Linked DNA regions of Homo sapiens: region 1 is linked to region 2. The links are chromatin loops, found by intact Hi-C in ENCODE. Cell type or tissue: dorsolateral prefrontal cortex. All regions are shown on one strand. Each heading gives the region's core, and the rest is flanking DNA. Links, peaks and the distances in the headings are about the cores only. Region 1 has its middle 75 kb from the start of MEAT6. Region 2 has its middle 8.6 kb from the start of MEAT6.

What was found. A loop is a pair of places that touch in the nucleus more often than their neighbours do. Peaks named below come from ENCODE experiments on the same cell type or tissue, not always from the same donor. Only the 100,000 strongest peaks of a DNase experiment are listed, where the experiment ranks them.
Region 1: it touches region 2 in a loop (2.2-fold over the local background); 1 of 110 quality-filtered maps calls a loop at or near these places.

What each region holds. Positions count from the first base shown.
Region 1 is chr6:164,741,031-164,753,317 of GRCh38, reverse strand. No RefSeq gene overlaps it. Among named protein-coding and RNA genes, the nearest start is that of MEAT6, 75 kb to the left of the region's middle. In dorsolateral prefrontal cortex, for the core only: no CTCF peak of the experiment used is centred there; a DNase peak (open chromatin) is centred at 3,717; H3K4me3 peaks cover 958 bases; H3K27ac peaks cover 1,315 bases.
Region 2 is chr6:164,824,535-164,836,821 of GRCh38, reverse strand. No RefSeq gene overlaps it. Among named protein-coding and RNA genes, the nearest start is that of MEAT6, 8.6 kb to the right of the region's middle. In dorsolateral prefrontal cortex, for the core only: a CTCF peak has its summit at 4,245; a DNase peak (open chromatin) is centred at 4,211; H3K4me3 peaks cover 539 bases; H3K27ac peaks cover 1,460 bases.

The DNA.
Region 1 (12,287 bases), core at 2,235-4,734, 82 kb after region 2:
TATCTTTTCAGGCCAGCCATGGTTGCCAGATGTGAGTTATCAATGAAATATTTTTGCTAGAAAAATGGGACCTGCTTGTGCAGGAAAAGCACAAGCATTAATAACAAATTTTACTTATGGTGTCATAGAATCTCTCATGACTTTCTACTCTTATCCCCCAGAATTTGATGTTTTACAGACTTTGTGTTTTTCTTGAAGCTCAGATGTTCAAGTTTATATGAACTGGCATTACATAAGATATTACAATGGCATTATGATAACGTACCTAGTCTGTTCACAGCATTTAAACATGTCTTTTTTCCATTATAAGGACCTATCTAGAGTTTTCATCATTTTGAATCATCCTGTCACTTATAAGTAACATTTGGAAACATACCTCTCTGTTGTTATTACCATGTGACCCATGGCTGTGGGTCAGTTCTTCTGTCCTTTTCTAGACTCCTTGCCTTACTTAAAGTTTGCTCTATTAGCTCTCAGGCATAGTAGAAACAAATAAATGTCTACATTTTATGAGCAGATATGTAACTAATTAAAAATGCTTACAACTACTATCTTGGATTTTTAAAATTTAATTTAAAGCACCAGTTTCTCCCACTCGTGTAGTGGCCTCCTTTGTCATTGTGGCTTCCAGCAGCTCACTGAATACTCTGGAAGCCCTGATGTAGAAGCAGCTAAAGGACTCTGACAGCCTCCGCTCCTGTCTTGTTTCGCACAGGGAACTCCAAGCAGTCACCTTCCAAACCATGATTCATCTGGAGAGATGAGCTAAGATAGGGCTGCTCCCTGTGGCTTTGTGGGACTCCTTCCGTCTGTGCTGCCCAGCACAGATCCGATGATCTTCATACCTGGCCTCGTTGCATCTGGCTCTCCAAAGCACAGATCTTTAGGTAATTTCTAATGAAGATTTTCTTTGGTTTTCAGCATAGGGTTCACCACTCCTGGAAGTGTCCTCAATCAGGCAACAAACCTCTGAGCTCCTCTCTGATGCCTCTCCATGAGTGTCTATCTTAGAGTTTAGGGGGACACACTGACATCTAATTCAAAAGGCAAGAGATGGCTATATATTATCCACAATATATTTTTCACCCGTCACCCTTCACTCGGTGTTGATCATTGTCTCTCAAAACCATGTGGTATTTCCTGGGGCTTTTCCTCATCACGGCTGTTAGAATCATCTCACCCTCCCCCAAATGCATGTGCTCGGGATCCTGGGAGCGTTCTTCTCAGCCTGTCAGGTAGGATGCCGACTGGCTGCCATGGAGAGCAGGAGGGGGCCCTGCGCTGATGGATAGGCTCACACTAATGAGCTGCGTGACCTTGAGTGAGTCACTTGACACCCCCAACATTTGCAGTCTGCAGATTGAGCCGACTGGACAGGGCCATTGGGTTGCAAGAGTCAATTTTTTGAATAAAATTTTACATGAAACTCTGATACAGATCATCTGTGCTGAGCTCTGATGATGAGATCCTGGGCTGCTGAGTGCTATCTGCATTTGCAAAAGGCAAACACACAAACAAACAAAAAAGAAACAAGTAGGGAGTGCTGGCCAACATCCCACTTTTCTCTTCTCACTGCACATGCAACACTCTATTTTCTGCTCTCTTGCAGTTCAGCAGAGACCAGAGACTAAGTTCTTGCCAGGCTCAGCCACGCAGACGCCTTTGTCAGGGAGTATGCACCAGGGTGAAGGCCGCAGAGCTGGTCTGTGGAGCCCAGCTTGGCTGCAGACAGCGGTAGCACCACTGTCTCTGGCTTCCAGGAGGGTAGTACCAGGGATGCTATGGTGGAGGGAGGTTTCCAGGCTGAGAGCGGCCACAGTGTTCCAAGCTGTCTCATGAGTTTTCATGGTGATGGCTGTGCTGTCCTCAATGGATGTCTTATGGGACAGCATTTTGGCCATCTGGCTTCCCCTGATTCTGTCCATTTTAAAATCTTGTTTCAAGTCTTAGAATTCAGCAAGCTAGCTAATCCTCCCCCTAAAAATCATTTTCTACTTCAGAGTGAGGTTTTGCTGCTTGCAAAATAAATAAATAAAAATTAAAAAGAAAAGGTAAAATAAAAGCATATTAAGAGAGGTTGTTAATGGCAAGAGACATTGTGTTTGTACAGGACACAAAATGATTTGCAACTCCCACCCAAACGTAGGAAATCACTGTTATCAGAGACTAGGGAGAAGGCCGGCTTCATGGCAGATGACTAATATTAGAACAGCCAATGCCTCAAAGGCGAATGTCTGTGTTTATGGACCAGGTTTGAGGGGGACGGCTGCCATGGAGAGAGGCCGGGGGAGTGGTGGAGGCAGGCGTCAGAGGTGGGAGGTGGAGATGGAGCAACTCTATAGAAGCCCCACTCTCCTTAGGACACATTTTACAAGCTGCCAGATAATTAAGTCTATTTCAGCTTCAAAATACTATACATCTAAAATATACATATTTAAGCATAGTATGAGGCCTTCATTGGACATTAGAGCATAAGAACTTCACCAATAACCTCAACACAACAACGCTGACCTCGTTCTCCTTTCAACAACTGTCATGTACTGTTTCTAGCACACATAAGCTAGATAATCTTTCTACTCATGCTGGAGACTCTTTAAGGGTAAAAACTGTGTCCCTTTTTTTTTTTTTCACATTTCCTTCAGCATTTGCATTAGGGTCACTGTATCAGAGAACCACCAACAGTCTGGATGAAAACAACAGAAACGTTTTCTCTCACAGTTCTGGAGGCTGGACGTCCAACACCCAGGCGTGGCAGGTCATGCTCCTCTGAGGCTCAGAGTGGAGTCTGGGCTCACTTTTCCCAGTTCTGGGGCGAGGGGGTGTGGGAGTGGGGTGGGCAACCTCTGGTATTTCTTGCCTTGTAGCCGCCTCACTCCAATCTTTGTCTCTGTTGTCACATGGCCTCTTTCTCCCTGTGTCTGTCTCTGTGTCTCTCCTCATCTTCTTATAAAGACATCAGTTACACTGTAGTAGTGTCCACCCTCTATCCTCAGTATGACCTAATCTCGACTCCATTGCATCAGCCAGGAGCCTATTTCCAGGTGAGGTCACACATTCACAGGACACAGTGGGTAGCACTTGGATTTATCATTTAATGGGGACTAATTCAACCAATAACCTTGCCTGATCCAGGAAAACAAACATAAATATGCATTGTTGAGCACATATTCAATGTGTTTCTCTTCTGTTCTCTCTTCACTTCTGAATAAATCAGCAGCCCAGGTTTCTTTCTTCTCCTACCTATATCTTTCCATGCATCTTTAACTTGGAAATTAAAATACTTTTCCCATCTGCAATAATCACATCCATTTCATTCTTGAGAGAAAGCGCAAGGGAATTTTTGCAGCCAGTGGTGCTTTTCTGCCTTCTCCACCACCATGACAAAGGCCAGGTCTCTGATCTCAGCATCATTCCTCCAATCAGGCCTCCTCCTCCCCTTATTCTGGAAATAGGACTGCACAAAACAAGGGGTGAGGTGGGTGTGTCTTATGAGAGTACCTCCTGGACTAGTCAATTCATTTTGTTTTCTTCTACCTTGGCTCATCTGAGCCCATCACTTTGCTCCTTACATGGTAGAGGGAAAAACATCTGGAGAGGAGTTCAAACGGGAGCACTGCTGGGAAGGAAAAATGATGCCTTAACTCTGCTGCGAAATAACCCCTGTCCCTGTCATGGATCCTGCTCTCGGCCAAGCTCTGACACACAGCTCCGAGGATGGATGACTCGGCAGCTGCAACACACGTCGGCTTGTCTGGCTGCAGACAAGAGGCATGTTTGATTTGTGTGTTTGCTGAAGCTCAGTAACAGGCAGAATCTTTTCTCTACCCTTGGAATAGACACAGAAGAATCCACTAACTTACGGAAAGAGAAAATCCACCCTGTTAACAAATTTAGGTTTTCCCCACAGCCCTCCCATTTCTCTGGCCTCTGAGGTGCTATTTGGAAAGACTTATAGATTAGCATCTGGGAAGCTTTCCAAACTGCTTGTAAAATGAATAGAAAGAAGGAAAAGATAACAAGCCATATTAGGCTGTTTTCATCTCTTTAACCACAACACTGTGGTGAGCTGAGATCAAGTCATGTTTTCTAGGGTTTCTTGTAGAAGATTAGATTTCTAGTTTGTACATCTGCTCGGGTCTAATCGCTCACCTGTTTCCACTCCTGGCTGTGTACAGCAGAAGCTCTAATTCATTTGTCTGCAATAACAGGGGGTGAGTGTGCATGATGGGAGTGTGTCCCCAGCCTCAATATATTCCTGCTTCTTGGACAGAGATTTTTGCTCAGAGTAAGAATGCATGGTCATCTCAACTCTAAATGCCCCACAGTTGCTAATGATGTATTTCATGGAGGGTCCCCATCCCTAAAAGCAATAATTAATTAACTATACAAGTGACTAATTAATAAGTCTTCACAAAAGATGCTGTGAACAGAATCCATATAAACTCTGACTGCTATAGGCATTATGGCAGGTTACATTATTTCAAACTTTACTATGTGCCAGGCATGGTGGTAAATAATTGACAACCATTATCTCATTAGATCTTCCCCAAATGCCCATGAAAGAGGGACTGTTATCTCTGTTTTTCAGATAAGGAATCTGAGAATTAGAAAGATTAAGTAATTTTCACAAAATCACAGAGATTAAACTATGGAACATTTGAGATATGAAATTAGGACTTCAGACTCCCAAATCCTTATTATAATTACTATGCTATGCTGAACCAATCAAGGGACAGAAAAATGGAAATATGGAATGGAAAAGCAGGAAAAAGCAAAAGCTTAAATATTAATTAGCAGGAGACTCAAAATAAGAAAATAAATGCTGGCATGCAAATCAAATGATAAAAATCGGAACGAATTAGAGGACACAAGTTTCCTCAAATAAGTAAGTTCTGAGCTAAATTTGGAAGCGGGAAAGATATATTTAAGGTCCTATATTTCTTTATGTGTACTTTCTGTTTTAGAAGTACTGTGGTTCTTGAAAAAGAGTCACATAGAAATATAGAGATAACACTGGTCTTGGATAGGTCATTCTATAATCTGTCATGGTTGTGGTAAAGGAAAGGAAAAACAAAAACCAAAAACAAACAAACAAACAAACAATAACATGTGTTTCTGATAGCAGCCAGAGACAGGCAAATGCCTAGGCAGATAGGGCAGGTGCCTGGTGAAACTCCACCTTCAAGCTGAAGACAGTTCAAAGCCTACCTACAAGTCTCAGGTAAGTCTTCAGACCAGATTGAGAACTTGTCTTCCCATTTGGTGCACATTCCTCTGATTGATCCCCAGCCTTCACCTGTTTTACATATGCCTACCCTTTTCTAATTGGTCTTCTACACTGCCGTGCCCACCTTTGAGTGGTACCTTTGCTTTAGCTTTCTTTGCATATTCACAAACCAATCAGAGTGGACTCCTGTATTCTGAGCCCATAAAAGTCCCGGACTCAGCCACACTGAGAGAGAAACCACCCAACTGAGGGGGTGAGGGACCACGTCGCATCCCCTCTCACTGCTGAGAGTGTTCCATCACTCAATAAAGTTATGCTCTGCCCTCCTCAGTCTTCAATCGTCAGTGTATTCTCATTCTTCTTGGATGCTGGACAAGAGCTCGAGAACCACTGAACATGGGTACAAGCTATAACACAGGCGAGCTGGGGCACACCAGGCCCAGCCATGGGCTAAGCCAGTGTGCAAGTTAGACTTGACCCAGGCGGGCTGAGTAGATGGGGTGCCCCCGCTGTGAGCCCAGCAAAAGGGCCAAGAAAAATCCTGTGTCATTTGAAGAGCAGATTCATTAATTTTATCAGTTACAAAAGGCCTTTCAATTGGCTTCCAATCATTGATATCCCTCAACAAAAATCAGAATAAATAGGCCCTTACCTGAATTCGGTGTTTTTTCACTTCATGGAAGGGAGAATTTGGGATGGCCTGAAGATAACTTTTTTGTGTGTTTTGAAAATAAGATAGAATCTTTGCCTAGAGCTGAAAGTGCAGGAGTTACAGCATGTTGTCTGAATAGTTGTACTCAACCTCTGGGCTAGAACAAGACAGGATGACGACTAAAACACAGTATGCAAGCTTAGAAAGTAGTTATTATGGGCTACGAAACCTGTAGTTTGAAAGCTTGGCTGTTTTTATGTTTCCTGTTTTTTTCTTTGCTGTTTCTGTTTTATTCTCTCTCTCAGAGTTTGTTAAAGATCTTTTGGAAAAGTCTAACCTGTGTCACCATTCCAAAGAGAATTGTTGAAGAGAGTGCCTGACTTCGGATGGAGCTTTTTGTTTTAAACAACCGTAGTATTGGTATGTTTTTTCTCAAAACAACTTATATTTCCTAGACTACAATGTAATACATATTTTTCACAGACAAAAATAAAGAGAAATGTAACATAATGAATCCATTCTAAGAGACTTTTAAAAAATTTTTGGTATCTTTCCACAATACATAGACTGATAACCTTGACTGAATCACATTGCATATGTTTTCATAACCATTTATTCATAAATATATTTCATGAAATCACTGGTGGCAGAGAGGTGGATCCCATAAAAATACTCTATTTAGCTTCTCCACCACTGCTCCCAATTCTGACTTTATAAGTAACAGTGTGAGGTACACAGAAACATCTCTGCATATATTTCTTTTGTATTCTCAATTAGTTATTAAAAATTTTCCCTGAACATCCCAAGATTCTCATTACCGTCATATCTAAGAAAACATCTCTTTTAAATGTGTGTTATTTTGTCATTATAGTTCCAATATTCCTCTTTCTCCATCTATAGTGGCAAATTAAGATGTCTCATTATTTGCCTTGTTTAGGCAGTGATTAACACATCTATTAACATGGTAGGAGTTGAGGAAAATTGTTAAAGAGTGTTGAAAAGTGTAGTAACTGATAATAGTTACCAACTGTTCATAATGCATTTAGCTTAATTTGTATGAAAAAATCGTGTTTGCAACAGCACTTGCCAATACGAAATTTTGCCAACAGTAATGATCCTTTGCTTCAAGACCTGTGATTGATTTCCACCTGGGGTCAGAAAGGATTTCTCCCTGTGCTTGAGTTTTTCATGGTTAGCTTCATTGTGGGGATGTCTGCTTTCCTCTGGAACATCTGGCACCAACTACCATCACATGCAGAATCCTGACTCAATGGACCATTAGTTTTTGTGCAGAAAGATATGTGAATTTTAAAAAGGCACTCCTGAGTATCTCTAATCAAGGCCATGTGTTATCAGTTGTAGAGAGGGGAGAAATTAGTTTGGTTCAAATCATTGCAATTCCCCCATGTGGAAACCTCTGTCCTAAAATAAACCAAGCACATCCTGGCGCCATGTGTTTAAAGACTATCAGAGACTGCTACTGGACTCCCCTCAAGTGGGCGTCATCATATGTGCTTGGAATCAGCAGGTCAGGATTCCCTGCATCCAAGGCATTCCACAAACAATGAGGAATCAGACTTCACCAACTGCAGAGACGGTGGCTGCTTCTGCTATGATTTTAGGAGTACCAAGAAACTTCCTCTGACCCCAGATAACTCCTTCCTCCTTCCTGCTTTGGCAACTCATTCCCAGCGTCAAATTATTTTTCCAATTTCAATACTCCTTTGCTTATGTTAAAATAGTAACACCCGGCCGGGCGCGGTGGCTCACGCCTGTAATCCCAGCACTTTGGGAGGCTGAGACGGGTGGGTCACGAGGTCAGGAGATCGAGGCCATCCCGGCTAACACGGCGAAACCCCGTCTCTACTAAAAATACAAAAAATTAGCCGGGCGTGGTGGCGGGCGCCTGTAGTCCCAGCTACTCGGGAGGCTGAGGCAGGAGAATGGCGCGAACCCGGTGGGCGGAGCTTGCAGTGAGCCGAGATCACGCCACTGCACTCCAGCCTGGGCGACAGAGAGAGACTCCATCTCAAAAAAAATAAATAAATAAATAAATAAATAGTAACACCCTGGGGAAAAGTCACTTCTAACCTGATAATGACTATTTATACTGAATAAAATGAGTTTGTAAAATGACAACTAGACATGTGTGGAGGAGAATTTATAAGAATCAGTGGAAATTCATCTCAGTTTGATAGGATAGATGAGACAGAAGAGGTGCGCTTGCCGTCGGGAGTGCTCAGTGGGTGGGGGAGCTGCAGCGGCTTGGTGGCTGAGTTCAGAGCCCAGAGTTAGGGTGCGCTGGGGGTCTAGGTTTAGGCTGTGGCCCCTGAAGAGCATGGGCGATTTTATCATTGTTTTTCTGTGGAAATTTGCTCCTGATTCCCATCCTCTGTTGTCACGCACCCTGGAAGAGTTATCCTGGCCTCCAATTTCCTCCTTAGTGCCTCCCTCCATTATAACACATTGCACTGACTCAGACGGATTTACTTCCAGATGTAAGTGTCCAGAGTTCTGCTGGCATTGAAGACACGGGTTGTGCTTTTTCTTTCCTCACATTCTCAGTGCTGTTAAGGCCACTAACACAGAGAAGAAGCTCAATAATAAAACTTTTCTGAAAGGAAAGAATTTTTAAAGTAACATGTGCTCGTTTACTACTTAAAATATTGTGTCTATACATTCATGCCTTTTCAACAAAGGGAGAGTGCAGGTGTACCGCCAATAACGCATGTGTTGTCTGGTGGAAGAGTGTGAGTCCTGAGACCCCAGAAGCACACAGCAGAGATTCCTTGAACTTTTCGACTACTATATGATGAAAATGCAAATTAATAGAACAATAGAGTTGAAAGAGAATTATCTATTTTGCTCCCTCCCAGTGGACCCATGACTCAATAGGACTGGGCATTGTTCTACGAATAGTCACTGAGCACATGGTAGAAGCAGGCACTGCTATTCCCCACCCTGGGCTATAGCATCGAATAAAACAAAGCACAGCCCTTCTGGAGCGTCCATTCCAACAGAAAGTAAACAGCCTTATGAGTAAAATAGAGTCTGCCAGATGGTGTTAAGAACCATGGAGAAACACAGGCAGGGAAGGGGAAAAGGGGCTATGGAATTTCAGGAAAGGGATTATTATTTGACGTAGGGTTTTAAGTAAGGTCTGCCCATAATTCAGAACCTAGAAAGGTATAGGATGTCACTTGCATTGGCATCCTAGCCGTAGCTGTCAAACTATATCTTACCAGATGATAAGCCTAGTGTCCTGCCATAGGAAGGTGAAAGGACTACAGGAATTTCTTCCCTATGACAGCCTGTTGTTCTAGATGGCCATAAAATAGCTGTCAGCCAGTTTAAAGATAAGAGAATATTGGGCAGAACAGAGACCTACAGAAAGAAGATCTGAGTCTTCAGGTTTAGCATAGCATACAGACAAAAACTGTGGGTGGGAATACTCACACAAGGGGCTGGCTACATGCAAATACACCAGACAGCGAAGAGTTTTCATAGGAAATGGTATTGCCAAAGAGATCATATACACGGATTTCAATAGCATCTATCAGGTAACCCCTAAAACAACCTGTAGTCCTGACTCATGAATCCGCTTCATGAAGAAGGATGCTGAAAAGTCTGTACAATGCCCCAGAAGAGTGGGCTCCCTAAAGCTCACCATGAACAAATATTAAAGAAGGAAAAACTTCCCAGGGAATAAGTCAGGCGCCAAGAAAGACAATGAGAAAGTGGGGGCTCTTGGACACATGGAACAGAGACAACCCAAAGCACTGAATCTGGCCTGGGGCAGCAGTGCATGGACTCACGCACAGAGTCTGAAATTGTTCTTGCCCATCGCTGACCGTGGGTTCCATTGCCCCCTTTCCTGAATAGAGGGTTCTCTAAAGTTATCCCCTTTCTACTCCCCTTTCACATTGGGCATGTTATGGGCAGGTGACGTATTTTTTATCTTATTGATACCATGGCACAAAGATTCATATCTAGCCTTGATGAAGAGGTCTGCAAGTCTCTAGACATCCTGGCATTTGAATGATGTGCAGAATAATTGGAGGTTACCCTGGGGTCATGTCTTTTGGGGAGAGAGTATGTACAGGAAATATACACAGGAATATTCAGGTGACAAAAAAGAAAAGAAAAGAAAAGAAAGACTGCAAACAAAACAGTACTTTGTGCCACAAATAATGATAATTTCTCCTTCCTTAGGAACAGTACCTCTAAATTTTAATGGAGCACAAGAGCACCTTGAGTAGATACTACATTGCCTAGGATTCCTTGCATTCAGATGTGACCCTGTGATCACGTCCCAGCTAACACGAGGAGGATAGTATAGTATATAGTATATAGATATTATACTGTGTGTTAAAGATGAATGTTTTAACTTCTGGTTTTTGTGAAAAGGGATTTATCCAAAACATTCTGCTGGCTTCTTTGTCTCCTAGTAGCGGGGGCGGCTATTGGTTTGTAAGTTTGGAAAGAATAACTACACATGCCTGGCTCCATTCTACCTTTCTTTCTCTTTGGAATAAGATGCTTGCAGGGAAAATGACCCCTGCTTCTCTACGGGGAATCTGCCTGTGGTCTGGTGTGAAGGTTCAGTATTGTCTGTGACCACCTGACCAACACACATACAATCAGGATTCTCTGTGCCATTAAAATTATATGTTAGCTTCAGTCTGCAACTCCTTTGAGTTCTTTCTCAAATTCATTAGAAATGATGCATGGAAAAATGTATTAGGTTTGTTTCATAGACCCTAAATTATGTGAAATTTCTAGGAGGTGTCCTTAAAGGCCGGGGGAAATTTGTATATTTCTTCATCTCTCCTTACTTCCAAAGGCTAGAACGTATATTGGGTGGCTAGAATTAACGAAAGCATTTCAGCTCCTGAGGTGAGAGTCAGAGTGTGAGCCTTGAAGAGCAAGAAGGTGGGAGTGGCAATAAGAAGACAAGAGCAAAAAGATGGGAGAGGCAAGAACATGGGAGGAGTGAGAAGGTGAGAGGGGTGAGGAGATGGGAGGAGTGAGGAGGTGGGAGGGGTGAGAAGGTGGGAGGGGTGAGGAGGTGGGGGGGTGAGGAGATGGGAGGAGTGAGGAGATGGGAGGAGTGAGGAGATGGGAGGGGTGAAGAGGTGGGAGGGGTGAGAAGGTGGGAGGGGTGAGAATGTGGGAGGGCTGAGGAGGTGGGAGGGGTGAGGAGGTGGTGGGGCGAGGAGATGGGAGGAGTGAGGAGATGGGAGGGGTGAAGAGGTGGGAGGGGTGAAGAGGTGGGAGGGGTGAGGAGGTGGGAGGAGTGAGGAGGTGGGAAGAGTGAGAAGATGGGAGGATTGAGAAGGTGGGAGGGTTAAGAGGTGGGAGGGGTGAGAAGGTGTTGGGGTGAGGAGATGGGAGGAACCTATGGTTCTGATTACTGTGGAGCAGTCATGTTGATCCTAGACTCTTCACGTTTCCATGAGGTCGAAAAAATGTTATTTTGCTTAGACCAATCTTGTTTGATTTTTTTTCTCATTCAGAAATATTGCCAGGTCTGAAACAAAAGGAAAACTCAGCTACTTTTTGGACAAATTGGTACAGCAAATTGAGATGTTGAGTAGACGGCTGGACATAGAAAGTTTTTAAATCTAGTTTATGTCTATTTTCTTTACCAAATTGTGGCAAGTAGTTGATATTATCTATTAACAAATCCATCATATATATGAAAAGTTAAGTTAAATACATATGGCCCAGGAAAAAAAATGATATATTTTGCCACTCCTCAAAATAAATTATTAGAAGTTTAGCAGTAGTCAGGAATGAGGACTATGTTGCAATATTGATTGTGATGGTCAGAACTATCAGGAATCTGGGTGTTCAGAGCTGGGAGAGGGTATGTACAGATGCAATGTGGGTGCCCATTATGGTATACGCTACAAGAGTTAGTATCAAAAGACTAAGGGTACAGACTACATCACGGGTAAATAATACATCAGTTATAGTAGTTACCAACCTAAAAATAAGTTGTCCCCAAAGGAGGTAACTTTGCAATAGAACACAAGACTATTTCATGTTCAAGTAACATTCCTGAGTGGTACCAAGCTCAGGGCTAGGGGAAAGAAAGAGGCAGGATAAGCTGTCTTGCAGACATTTTAGTAATTCAGACAGATGGAAGCTCTGCCATCTTTGATATGTAGTTCCCAAAGTCAATATTTTTTTCTACATCAGGTCAATGGAAAGAGCAAAACATGGGATATTATAAATACAGGATGTGGGGAGGAAAGGTCCAGACACAAGAGAAAAACAGATGTAACTTAAAGATGTGCCACAGCCTGGTTTATCACCACTAAATGGCAGTTTCAACTTTTCCCCTCATGTATAGAATATAATCACTTTTATCCAAGGGAGATGACCAGAGTCCCATGCAGTCCC
Region 2 (12,287 bases), core at 3,278-5,777:
AAAAATGGCCAAACTTAGTTTGTGTTCTCAAGAGGTTAATCGTCCATTGAATGAGACAATCCTATGGATGATTAAAAGATGACCCAGCAAATACTTCCCTGGAGGCATGGACAGGAGGTGGGGAAACAGGGCATGGTGTTGGAGTGTCCCTGGGGAAAATGACCAGCAATATTTCACTGTGTGATTATCTCGCCTGATTATTCTTATTGCATACGTGAGCACTCTATTCTTGCAACAAATGTCATATTGGACTGTTTTAATTATTTACTTGCCTGTCTTCCCTAGTTGTTTTTTATGTCCTTAAAGAAAGGGCTGTATATTCTCCCATTTGAATTCCTCATGAAAACCCTGAACAATGGAGAGAGAAATAGTTTCCTGAAAAGAAAACGGTATGTATTGTATTCCAGAGTAAGCATTGCAATGGGAATACAATGGGTATATTGAGGGAAGCAAAGGAAGGTGAGGGTTTAGAAAGGAGACATGAGGAGGATTACATAATTGTTTTTGGATAATTATCCTTGGGTGCAAGAATCGGTACCAAGGGGAGCACCAGTCTGAGGTTGGACAGGAGGTTGCTGGGCAGATGTCCTCGCAGACATATTATTTTGTGTAAGGTTGCAGTGACCTTTGTGCAAGCTTGTGGTTTTTGCAGAGGCTTTTGCAGAGTTCTTATTATCAGGCATACATGAATGAGAACCCTCCATCATGGCCTTTCCCGGCTCCATTCGTCAGGGTTTTAACACAAGTGACTTCGTGAGTCCAACAACTTTTACACTAGCAACTTGCTATGGTGTGAATGTTTGTGTCCCCTTCCCCCACATTCATGTGTTGATACCTAGCCCCAAAGGTGATAGCATTAAGAGGTAAGGACTTTGGAAGGTGATTAGGTCATAAAGGTAAAGGGCTTCCTGCAGTTAAAAAAATAAAATAAAAAAAGAAGGAAGATATTGGTACCAAGTAAAGATGCAACAAGAAGGCACTGTCTACGAGAAATAAGCCCTCATCAAACACAATATCTGCTGGTGCCTTGATGTTGGACTTCCAACATTCAGATCTGTGAGCAATAAATGTTTTCTCTTTATAAAATTCCTAGTCTGTAGTATCCTTTTATAGCAGCCTGTAAGCCTGTACAGACTGACACAACTACTTCAGGTTACTCATTTGCAGGCAGAGTAAATGAGTGAATGGTAGAGTGAGTGAATGAGAGGGTGAGTGAGTGAATCAGGTGACATTTGATCTGAAGGATCTTGAAGTACAAGTAAACAATCAGTGAGATGGGATATATATATATACCAGGTGCCAGGTACAGACTATATATATAGAGAGAGAGAGAGCAAGAGCAGGTAAAGCTAACAATATTGTTCCACTTGGATTTTGATTTCAAACACATCTTGAACACTTCACTATTCTTATATACAAATGCCACTTAAACCTGGGTGCAGTCAAACCTGAAGATCCCAGCAAGAACTGGTGCCCCTGGGGTGGCCCTGTAAGCAAACTGTCCTCTTTCTCCCGACGCATAGTCACAATGACTAACACAAATGACTCACAACTGTGGACCCCCATTTCAAGGCTCCAGGACAACATGGCATATGGAAAAGGGGCCCTTGCTTTGTCCCTGGACTCAGAAATGCCCTGCCTTTCTCTCTCTCTTGTTTCCCTTGGACAACTCACTGTTGTTACTTTTCCTCCATTCTTTCTTTTGTTCACATCAGCTCTGGCTAAAACTAAAGTCGCTCCACGGTCCAGAATCAAATACCTAAATTCAAGCATTTTCCTGTGTTTAAAGAGCTATGAGGACTAAAACAATCAGAACGAGGCTGATCATAACCCATTTCTACCACTTCTAGAATTCACATCTATTATGTGTTGTTTTGTATGTTTGTTTGTTCTCTCATCTTTCAAAGCTACATGAGTCATTTCCTCTCATTTTTCTTGTTCAAGAGAAAATTAGAAAAGAGAGGCTAAAATGTTCAAAGACAGGAGTGGGGTGTGTACTCCCCTCTTGCTGTATCGGAGCTTGTCACAGAAGAAAAGTTTGAAGTCCATAGTTTTTAAGGAATAAGTCATAACCAAGCCATGTGAGCTATTTTCCCACCAACAACTTAGAGTTGAAGAAGTTTTTGTTTAAATATTCATGTAGCAAAGTTATTTAAATTGTATTTTTGATGGTAACATACTGTGGGCACTAATGAGCTTTTTTGATGATAGGTAATAATAAGAAGTGTTTCAGATGGCTTAACATGGTAATTTCTGAAATTTTAATTATTAACTAATATTTATATGTGGTTCTTAAAAACATGATTTTTGCATTTTTTTTGGAGAAGAATAAATTCTATAGTTTGAGAATTTTATTAGGAAATTAAAATTGCTATTCTTTAGATTTGCATATATCCAAATGTACTAAAACTATCTCTTGGATTTTCTTGTTTATAATATTCCCAGTGGTTTACAGACTTGCAGAATCATCATTCCTAGAGTTATAAAAAGGCAATTTTCTGCCTCACTACTTATTTTCATATAAACAGTTGAGTACATTTAGGGGTTACATTGGAGCCTATTAATAGCAAAATAGACTTTTCTAGAAACAACATTAAAACATATTACGAAGTCCCAGCATTTACATCACATTGTATAGGTGCCTTTGGAGCCAAGTGGTAAGTGCAGGGGCATAGATTTGGAGCTAGTATTAATTTCTTAAATTTGTTATAAATATTATAGATGGCTATATATACATATATACAATTTAATCCAAATTTTATAGAATTTGTGTGTGTGTGTGTGTGTGTGTGTGTGTATATATATATATATATATATATATATATATATATTTTTTTTTTTTTTTTTTTTTTTTTTTTTTAGGCAGAGTCTCTCTCTGTCACCCAGGCTGGAGTGCAGTGGCAGGATCTCCGCTTATTGCAAGCTCCGCCGCCCAGGTTCACGGCCATTCCCCTGCCTCAGCCTCCTGAATATCTGGGACTACAGACGCCCGCCACCACGGCCGGCTAATTTTTTGTATTTTTAGTAGAGACGGGGTTTCACTGTGTTAGCCAGGATGGTCTAGATCTCCTGACCTCATGATCCACCCGCCCCGGCCTCCCAAAGTGCTGGGATTACAGGTGTGAGCCACCTCGCCCGGCCCAGAATTTGTATTTTTTAAAGGCAGTGTTAGGCTTCTGGGAGGGGAATGATGATATTAATAGCTCCATTTTACAGATGAAAATGCAGAGACTGGTTAAAACAAGTAAGCTACCTATTACAGAAGAGAATGCAAGTGTACGTCAGATTCTCAACCCTATGCCACATCACACACACACACAATCACACATTCAGCACAGACTGAATGGGAGAAGGAAAATCACATGTAACCCAGAAGATCTGAATATAGGTTCTAAATATCCAAAAGTAAATACAAAGGAATCTGGAAGAAACACTATAAATATCCCATAAAACTCAGATCATTCACTACATAAATTCTGATACACAGCATAATTGCATTTTTTGGACAATCATGTAAAAATTGTAAATTTTTCATTAAGATTGCAAATGACAAATCAAACTAATTCATGGAGAACGTTGCAGCTATTATGTTAATTTTTTCCATGGTACACTTCCTTTCTCTCTCGTTGTCTCTCTGTGTTTTCTCATGTGGGAATGGGAGGTTGAAGTCAATGACATACCTTTTTCAAAACTGAAGTTCTCTGATACTATGGTTTTAAAGCAGCTACAAAATTATGCTCTCTTACTTTTTCATTCAGACAAGTAAGAAAAAAACTAAGAAGTGGAAAACAAACATTAAGGAAACTCCTACATCCAACAGTCTTGAGAAAACTAACCATTTTTTCCTTCAAGACTTGAATCTGTCTTGATGTGACCTTTAGTTTCTTAAGAAATTTTCCCAGAGTCCCTCACGCATGAAGCTTAACAGCAAGTGGCAAGAGAAGATCAATAGTGGGAAGATCCTGAAGCAATGAGGCTGGGCATCCTGACACAGTCATGTCCACAAGATGATTGACAACATGACATTTGAGCTACTCCTGTGTGTCATCAGATGAAGGTGGGGGTCACCTCAGGAGCATGAGTTTAAAAAAATGGCATGTGACCTATGGAACCATGTCTTCAGACAGAGCTGCAGCAGCAGGCATGCATCAGTGTGCCAGGCAGCACTGTGAGAAGGAATGATTCATTTTCGTCCAGAAAGGCAGCCATCCAAGAGGCAGAACCCTAAATAACGACAGAACTCAAAGCCGAGGCTACCACTGTGCTCCAAACAATATGTGTCTGTTCTACTGAAATAGCTGCTGTGCACGCTGTCAGGAGTGACATTTGTGAAAGTACTCAGTGAAGGACAAATTCGTCGAGATGGCAGCTTCTGGGAGGTTGTCAATGCAGTGGACACTTAATGTCGCTGCAACAGATTTGATAACAAATAATTTGTTGATTAAGGACTTAAAGTCACTTTTCCAGTATCTTAGCTTCTGATGATCTATGGCAAGGTAAACAATTAAAATAAGGAAAATGAACTGCAGATAAAGATAAACAAAGTCCAAAGAGATGGGACCTTAAGCATTTCACTACTAAACTGGGCCTGTAGCATTAGATTGATGAGTAGCATCATGGAAATAATAACAAAGTAAGAGTGCTTTTCACACAAAACTACAGAAAATTGGTAACAATTCATTGGGTGCAAGAATTCAAACAGTGGGCCTCTTTGACACATCTTTACTACCACAGATAGCATTAGAAATATATCATGATACCATCACAGTCCTCTGAGAATGAGAGCTGTCATGAAAGAAACATATCTTCAGTATGATAACATACACACCAGCATTTTCACACTATTAGGAAATTCTACAAAAATCAGATTTATCCTTTTATGCCATATTTTAAGTACATGCCACATGGAGTGAGAGGACAGTGCTAGACATTGATGGTATAGACATAGAAAAGTTCTAATTCCTGTACCTGAAGCAAATCAGGCCAGACCACCAGATACTTTTCAGTCCTGTGGAGTAGACCTTCAAACACGCAATAATTAAAGCACATTATGGTAAGTACTATGATTTAACTTATAAATAATATGCTAAAAAAAACACAGAAGAGAAATGCCTTTTGCTGTTTGGGGAAAGAAGAATGTGAGGCGTATTAGTCGGGGTTCTCTAGAGGGACAGAACTAATAGGATAGATGTATATATGAAGGGGAATTTATTAAGGAGAATTGACTCATGCGATCATAAGGTGAAATTCCACAATAGGCCATCTGCAAGCTGAGGAGCAAGGAAGCCAGTCTGAGTCCCAAAACCTCAAAAGTAGGGAAGCTGGCAGTGCAGCCTTCTGTCTGTGGCTGAAGGCCCAAGAGCCCAAGATGCCCTGGCAAATCACTGGTGTAAGTCCGAGAGTCCAGAAGCTGAAGAACTTGGAGTCTGATGTTCCAGGTCAGGAAGCATCCAGCACAGGAGAAAGATGAAGGCCAGAAGACTCAGCAAGTCTGCTCATTCCACTTTCTTCTGTCTGCTTTTTCTAACCATGCTGGCAGCCAAGGGGATGGTGCCCACCCAGATTAATGGTGGGTCTGCCTCTCTCAGTCCACTGACTCAAATGTTAATCTCTTTTGACAGCACCCTCACAGACATACCCAGGAACAATACTTTGCATACTTTCAGCCGAATCAAGTTAACACTCAATATTAACCATCACAGGAGGCTTTCTGCAGAATAAAATGTAAAAGATGAGTCTTGACTATCCACAAAGAGTTGGCTATTTGCAAGAAGTTGAGAGGAATTTGTTGAGAAGAATTCCTGGAAGAGAGAGTAGCTTATTGGTTATTAAGTTAGTGTGAGAGGTCTAATGGGTTTCAGGTACCACTTTTGAAATATTTTAGTCTCAGGACACTTTCTGGTTTTAAAAGTTACTTAGAACACCAAGCAATTTCTGTTTTTGAAGATTATACTTCTTAATAAATACTGTATTTGAAATTCAAACATAAATGTAAAATATATATTTATTAATATATTTTAAAATAGCAATAATAATTGTTGACATCAGGTTATTTTATGAAAAATGACTATTTTTATTAAAAGAAAGTAGCAGTTAGAGAAGTGGCATTGTTTTCCATTTGAAATCTATTAATATCTGTCATAATAGAAGACAGATGGATTCTCATCTGCTTCTGCATTTCTTCCATTGAAATATGTAGTTTTAGTAGAAATTTATAAGGAAAATTTGGTCTCACACAGATATGTATCTGAAAGAGGGAGAAGTATATGTAGCTTGCCTAGAAAATTGTGACTATTCTTCTTTAATATTACACCAAAACTCAGCAAATCATAGTTTCTCAAAGTTGAATTGCAATGTAAAATATATAGCAATTTCAACAAGCTTCTCATTTATTGTTCTTATTTTGGTCTATCTTGTAAATTTCAATGGATCTTTACCTATGCATGATTTTGATCATTTGGAAAATACTGGTTTAGTTAGGTCTACAGATCTTTAAAACATGGTATATTTTATTGTAGAATATTTTTTTAAAATCACATTTGTTAAATATCACCACAGGTCTTATCAAATCTCTGAAATATTAAGAAGTATTTAAGCTGAGGTGGATTGATAGTTCTTTTCCAAAATACTAAATTAAACTTGAAGGCTCAATTTTTATCATTGGCAGTAAATACTATCAGTTGTTTTCCTTTGATAAGAACTTTCATACGAATTAAACAAAATGCCAGTTAAATAGTCAAATATTAATACCTGCAATAAGCGACTGGGTCATTCGGTTAAGTATTCATGAAAAAGCAGGCAGTTCAATTTGCCTCTCAAACTGTTCTGTAAGTGCTTTACCTTGCGACAAATGCTTTAGGCATACTTCTCATTTCATTTTTCAGTATTACAAGATGGGATGCAAGGATTGAGATTTAATAAATTGATACATTTTGACTCTTTATCAAAGACATTTAGCATTTTCTTGAATCATGGGTTGTGGCCATGGAGAATTCATTGAGTTTCGTTTGGTGTTACCAACTTGATTCTTGCTTCTAAGGGATGGGCAAATTCACTGCGACTGCTTCCAAGGGCAAGTGGCAACATAGTGTTAATAAAAAGGTGATGACTTATCATTACTATAAAATTAGTCTTGATGCACATCACCCTTGTGCATAGGTGGAGTTTCTATGGGCAGCCCCCATGGTTCCATAGTTGAGTCCTTAGGATCTGTGAACATGCTGAGATTTCACTTCCTGGATTGTGTTATGCGGACAGTAAAATAGAAGATGGCCTGGATGTGCCCAATCTCATTACAGGAGCTGTGGACGGGAGAGGAGAGCAGATCTCAGAAAGTTTGAAACATGAGAACTTCACCCACTGTTGCTGGCTTTGGAGATGGAGGAGGTCATAGCCAAGGAAGGCAGGCAGCAACTAGAAGATGCTAGAACTAACTAGAAGTGGAAAACAACCCTGGATCAACACCCAGCATGGGAACAGGACTGTAGTCCTATGACTGTGTGAAGCCAATTCTGCAAACAACATGAATGAGGCTACACATGGCTTTCCCCTGGAATATCCAGTAGGCAGACCTGCCAACACATTGATGGTGGCCTTGGGAGACCCAGGACAGGGACTGTTCACATTTTACCTGGACTCCTGACCCATGGACACTGTTAGACCATAAATGTGTGCTGTGTTAAGCCAAAAAGTTTGCAGTAACTTGTTTGACATGAATCGAAAATTTAGAAATAGAAATAAATACACCATAAAAGGGTCTCTGGGACTCTCAAGGGCCCATAGCCTTTACTTTGAGAACTGCTGGCTTAAGACATCATTTGGTAGACAAGTAGGGGAGGACTCATCTGGGATCTGTGCTACCCCTACATTTTATAATTTCTTACATTCTATTTTGGCACAAATATCTTTTGTATGCTGAATTCAGGCTTTTCTATGTCAACTGAATCAAGTTTCAGCATTGTGAGATGAAAACTTGGGCACTCATGGCTACATTTGACCTACAGATGACAGTGTGGCCCACATACACTGGACCAAATCATTTTTTAAATTAGGTGACAACATTTAAACGTCAAGAAATATAAATGGTGACTGGAGGCAGTGGCTCACGCCTGTTATCCCTGCACTTTGGGAAGCCAAGGCAGGAGGATTGCTTGAGCCCAGGAGTTTGGGAGCAGCCTGGTCAATGCAGGGAAACCTTTCTCTAAAAAAAAAAAATTAGCTGGGCATGGTGGTGTGTGCCCGTGGTCCAAGCTGCTTGGTGGGCTGAGATGGGAAGATTGTTTGAGCCTGGGAAGTTGAGGCTGCAATGAGCTGTGATCACTCCACCACACTCCAGCCTGGGTTACAGAGCAAGACCTCATTCAAAAAAAAAAAAAAAAAAAGGAAATATAAATATAAAATATAAATGTTACATATACACAATAAAAACTATTCACCATAAAAATAAATGAAATCCTGTCTGTTGCAGCAACATGGATGGAACTGGAGGCCATTATCTGAAGTGAAACAAGTCAAATACAGAAAGACAAATATTGCATGTTCTCACTCCTAAATTGGAGCTAAAAAATGTGTACACATGGACACAGAGAGTTGAATCATAGACAATGGAGACTCAGAAAAGTGAGAGAGTGAGAGGGGTTGGATGATGAGAAATTACTTTAATAGTTAGTTATTACACCAAACACCCTGATTTACACATTACACAATCTACGCATGGAACAAAATTGCACTTGTACCCAATAAGTTTATACAAATAAAAAAAATCCAGACTGCTTTAAAATCCAGGCTTCTCTAAAAACTCACAATGTACACCAAGGTGAGCCCTGATTCTGTTAGGACGACATTCAGTTGAAGCCCACCTATTCTTCCAAGAATGTGCCTTCCAACGAATCCGAGGCTCCACAGCTGCTCAGGTGCTCCGCGTTCTTCTTCTCTTTCACCTGCGGCATCTTTCACATCACCTTCCTGATGCCTGTATCCAGTAGCTCCCAGTTAGCCTGGGAGATGGACTGAGTCAGGGGCCAGGTGATTTCATTTCCCATCTATATCCCTGGGGCTATATTTCTCCTTGGCTATAGCTACAGACTGTTTGCTAGAAGGCGGGACTCCCGCTTCACTTAGTGAAGCTTGATTTGCCCAGAGGAGGGGCAAGAGAAACAGAAAGAGAAGCAGCCCAGATGAGAGAAAAGGTGCTTTAACTTTGATTGCTGCAGATTTTCTTGGCGTTTAAGTGCTGATGAAGCAGGTATGATTTGGGAAAGATGCTTGCAAGGTTCCTAACTGGAAATTTTTAAGTTTGTTTTTTTAACTTTTTTTTTTTTTGCTGATTGTTAGATCCCGGGGTCCAGGTCCAGCCCATGCTGTGGTCTGAAGGGAGTGGGTGGATGGGCAGAAAGAACACTGGGGAAGGGAGAGGGAGGTCGTCTGCAGGTGAATATGGTTTTATTCAGCGTCAGCTCTCATCAACAGCTTTCTCACACTAGCTCTTTACACTGTGTACCCTGTCTTGGCTCCTTGAGACAGCGGCTCCTACACACGGCTGCGCGGCCAGCTCTCCTCTGCCTTCAGGGTCAGCAGCTTAACTCTTTCTCTCTCTGGGCATGAGTGCAAGCCGTGCTGTGCTGTGTCATGCTGACCCATGCCCTGGCTCCCCTCTGTCCATCTGCAAGACAGACAGCTCTGGTTCTCTCTCTTTCTCTGGGTGCCAGTGTGCCTGCCACGTCAAGCCACACTGAACTGAGCCAAGCCCTGTGCACAGCATCAGCAGGGCAATTATACCTTCTACAGACAATAGTGGCTCCAAGCCAAGCACAAACTTACACAAAGAGGTTATATAACAAGTGGAGGTGTGCTCCTCCCTGCCAAACTCTCTGAGTCATGTGGGCCCGGATATTCACCTCGGCCTATTCCTTGACCAGAGCACATCCGAGTAACTTACAGTGATAGAAGCCCCTTTTCAATGTGCATATCTATTGTGAGACTTTGGGACATTTCTAAGCACGAGGAATGTGATAACTGTGAGGGGCTCTTAGCTGCCCTTGTATCTGAGTGTCACTCACAAACACAGCGAACTTAGAGCTGTTTTAACTTTCACCAGGCACACTACTTTTTTTTTTTTTTGAGACAGTCTCACTCTGTCGCCCAGACTGCAGTGCAGTGGCGCGATCTCGGCTCACTGAAACCTACTCCTCACACCATTCTCCTGCCTCAGCCTCCCAAGTAGCTGGGACTACAGGCGCCTGCCACCATGCCCAGCTAATTTTTTGTATTTTTAGTTGAGACGGGGTTTCACCATGTTAGCCAGGATGGTCTCGATCTCCTGACCTAGTGATCCGCCCACCTCGGCCTCCCAAAGTGCTGGGATTACAGGCGTGAGCCACCGCGCTCGGCCGATATAAAGTCATTTTCAAATAGACTTGTCAAACCAGGTAATTTTTTAAAGTTTTTTGGATTGCATTATAAACAGAAAAGCACACAAATCATAACTAAACAGTTCAATGATTATCCCTAAATCAACACACTCATGAACCACAATTCAGTTCCTTGCAATTTTTACCGAATGGGGTGTCTGATGTGGTAGCCATCCTTAAAATCTTTTCTTCTGAATATACTCTCACTGATTTGAGTCTGTGGTTATAATTATATCCATCATGTTGGAAAAAAAAAAAGGATCTGCAGTAGATCAGAAAACAATTACTCTTTTTCTGTTCCCGCTGAGCTTTCAAACCCACTCCGTGGGACAAGTTTTTCTCCTGCGTGTGAACGAAGTGGAGCACAGAGGCAAACATTTTCAGTTCACTCTTTAGTGATAGACAATTTTCCAGTCATTTCTATCTGTCCATGAATAGCCTCAGTTCCATCATTAGAATGTTTAATTCAGGTGAAGAAAGAAAACATCTAAAATTCATTGGAGATGAACTCTATTGGTTTAAGCTTGCTAGAAGACAGGGATCCTGTTGTTAGGGAAGGGATTTTGTGGTCTAATATTCCCCACCCTATTTAAGAACTTTGTTTTCTGATTCCTGTAAAGTTACGGGTGTAGAACAGAAAAAAGTAGAGAATGGGCTGGAAACGGATCCTGTCCTAAAACCTTCCTGGACATGATTGTCACCTGAAGGTGCCTCTGTCTAGGTTTGACACGTAATCTACTGACTCATTCTCTTTGCTCATTTGTGAGTCTTGCAGGAACCCTGCAGCCCACAGCTGAGGAGCTTTTGCCTTCAGCATTCTTGACCCAGCCATGTGTGCCTTAGTCTTTTGTGGTCCATGCGTCAGTTGAGGTCATCTTTCCATTCCAAATATTTTACCCAGAGAAGATCCAGGGAAAATCCAAGTTCTCTCTCACATCCACTACCTCATGACACTGTCAGATAGATAAGATTCCAGGGAATGCAATATTGACCTCTGCAAAGGGGTCCTGGCAACCTCTGTTCATAAATGTTTACAGGAGGCACTCCTTGCTGAGGGGCACTGCAGAGGAAACAGAGGGGACGTTTTCTTTAAGTAAATGATCCTTCTGATCACTTATTCCTACCCTCATGTATCTTTAACGTAGTGAGGACTAAGAATGTACAAAACAGGTTTCTGGGACCCCTTTGGAAGTCCAACCTGGTGAATATCATACCTAATTTTGGAATATGGACACAGTAGGTGCCTATTAACATGCAGTTTCACTGGAGATGAGTCAGAAAAGCATCCTATTATTGTTTTGTGATACAGTCTATGAAAATCTTCTTGAAATCTTGCTGTCCATGTAAATGTGCTGTCCTCTTCAGCTTGGTTTTGATGCAGGAGAGGTCCTGCTCCTTGTGAAGTGGGGCTACCCCACAGGTAGTGTGCCCAGAGCAGCAGCTCGAAGGCAGTTCTGCAGTCATATTTACATCCACTTTTAATCACATGCAAATTAAAGGGCAGATTATGCAGAAATCTATAGAAAAGGGTAGCAACTTCTGGTCATCAAGTCATTGCCATGAAAAGAGGTGGTAAAATCTGGATGTTGCCATGGCCATGGTAAACTGACATGGCACACGAATGGGAGTGTCTTGTGGAAAGCTGCTTTTGCTGTGTCCCTGTTTTAGCTAGTCCTCAATTTGGTTTGATGTCTGAGCCCCACCTCTGGAGTCAAGACCTACCTCCTGTGCCGAGTCCTGCCTTCTACCTCAGTTTCACCCATAGATTTGTGTGCATATCTCTGATGTCGTTAGCACTTTAATTAGCAGTTGTCAGAAACCGGCATGATCAGGGATAAAGTGCACATAGTAGGTAAAGATGACTGCTTCTGAGTTGGC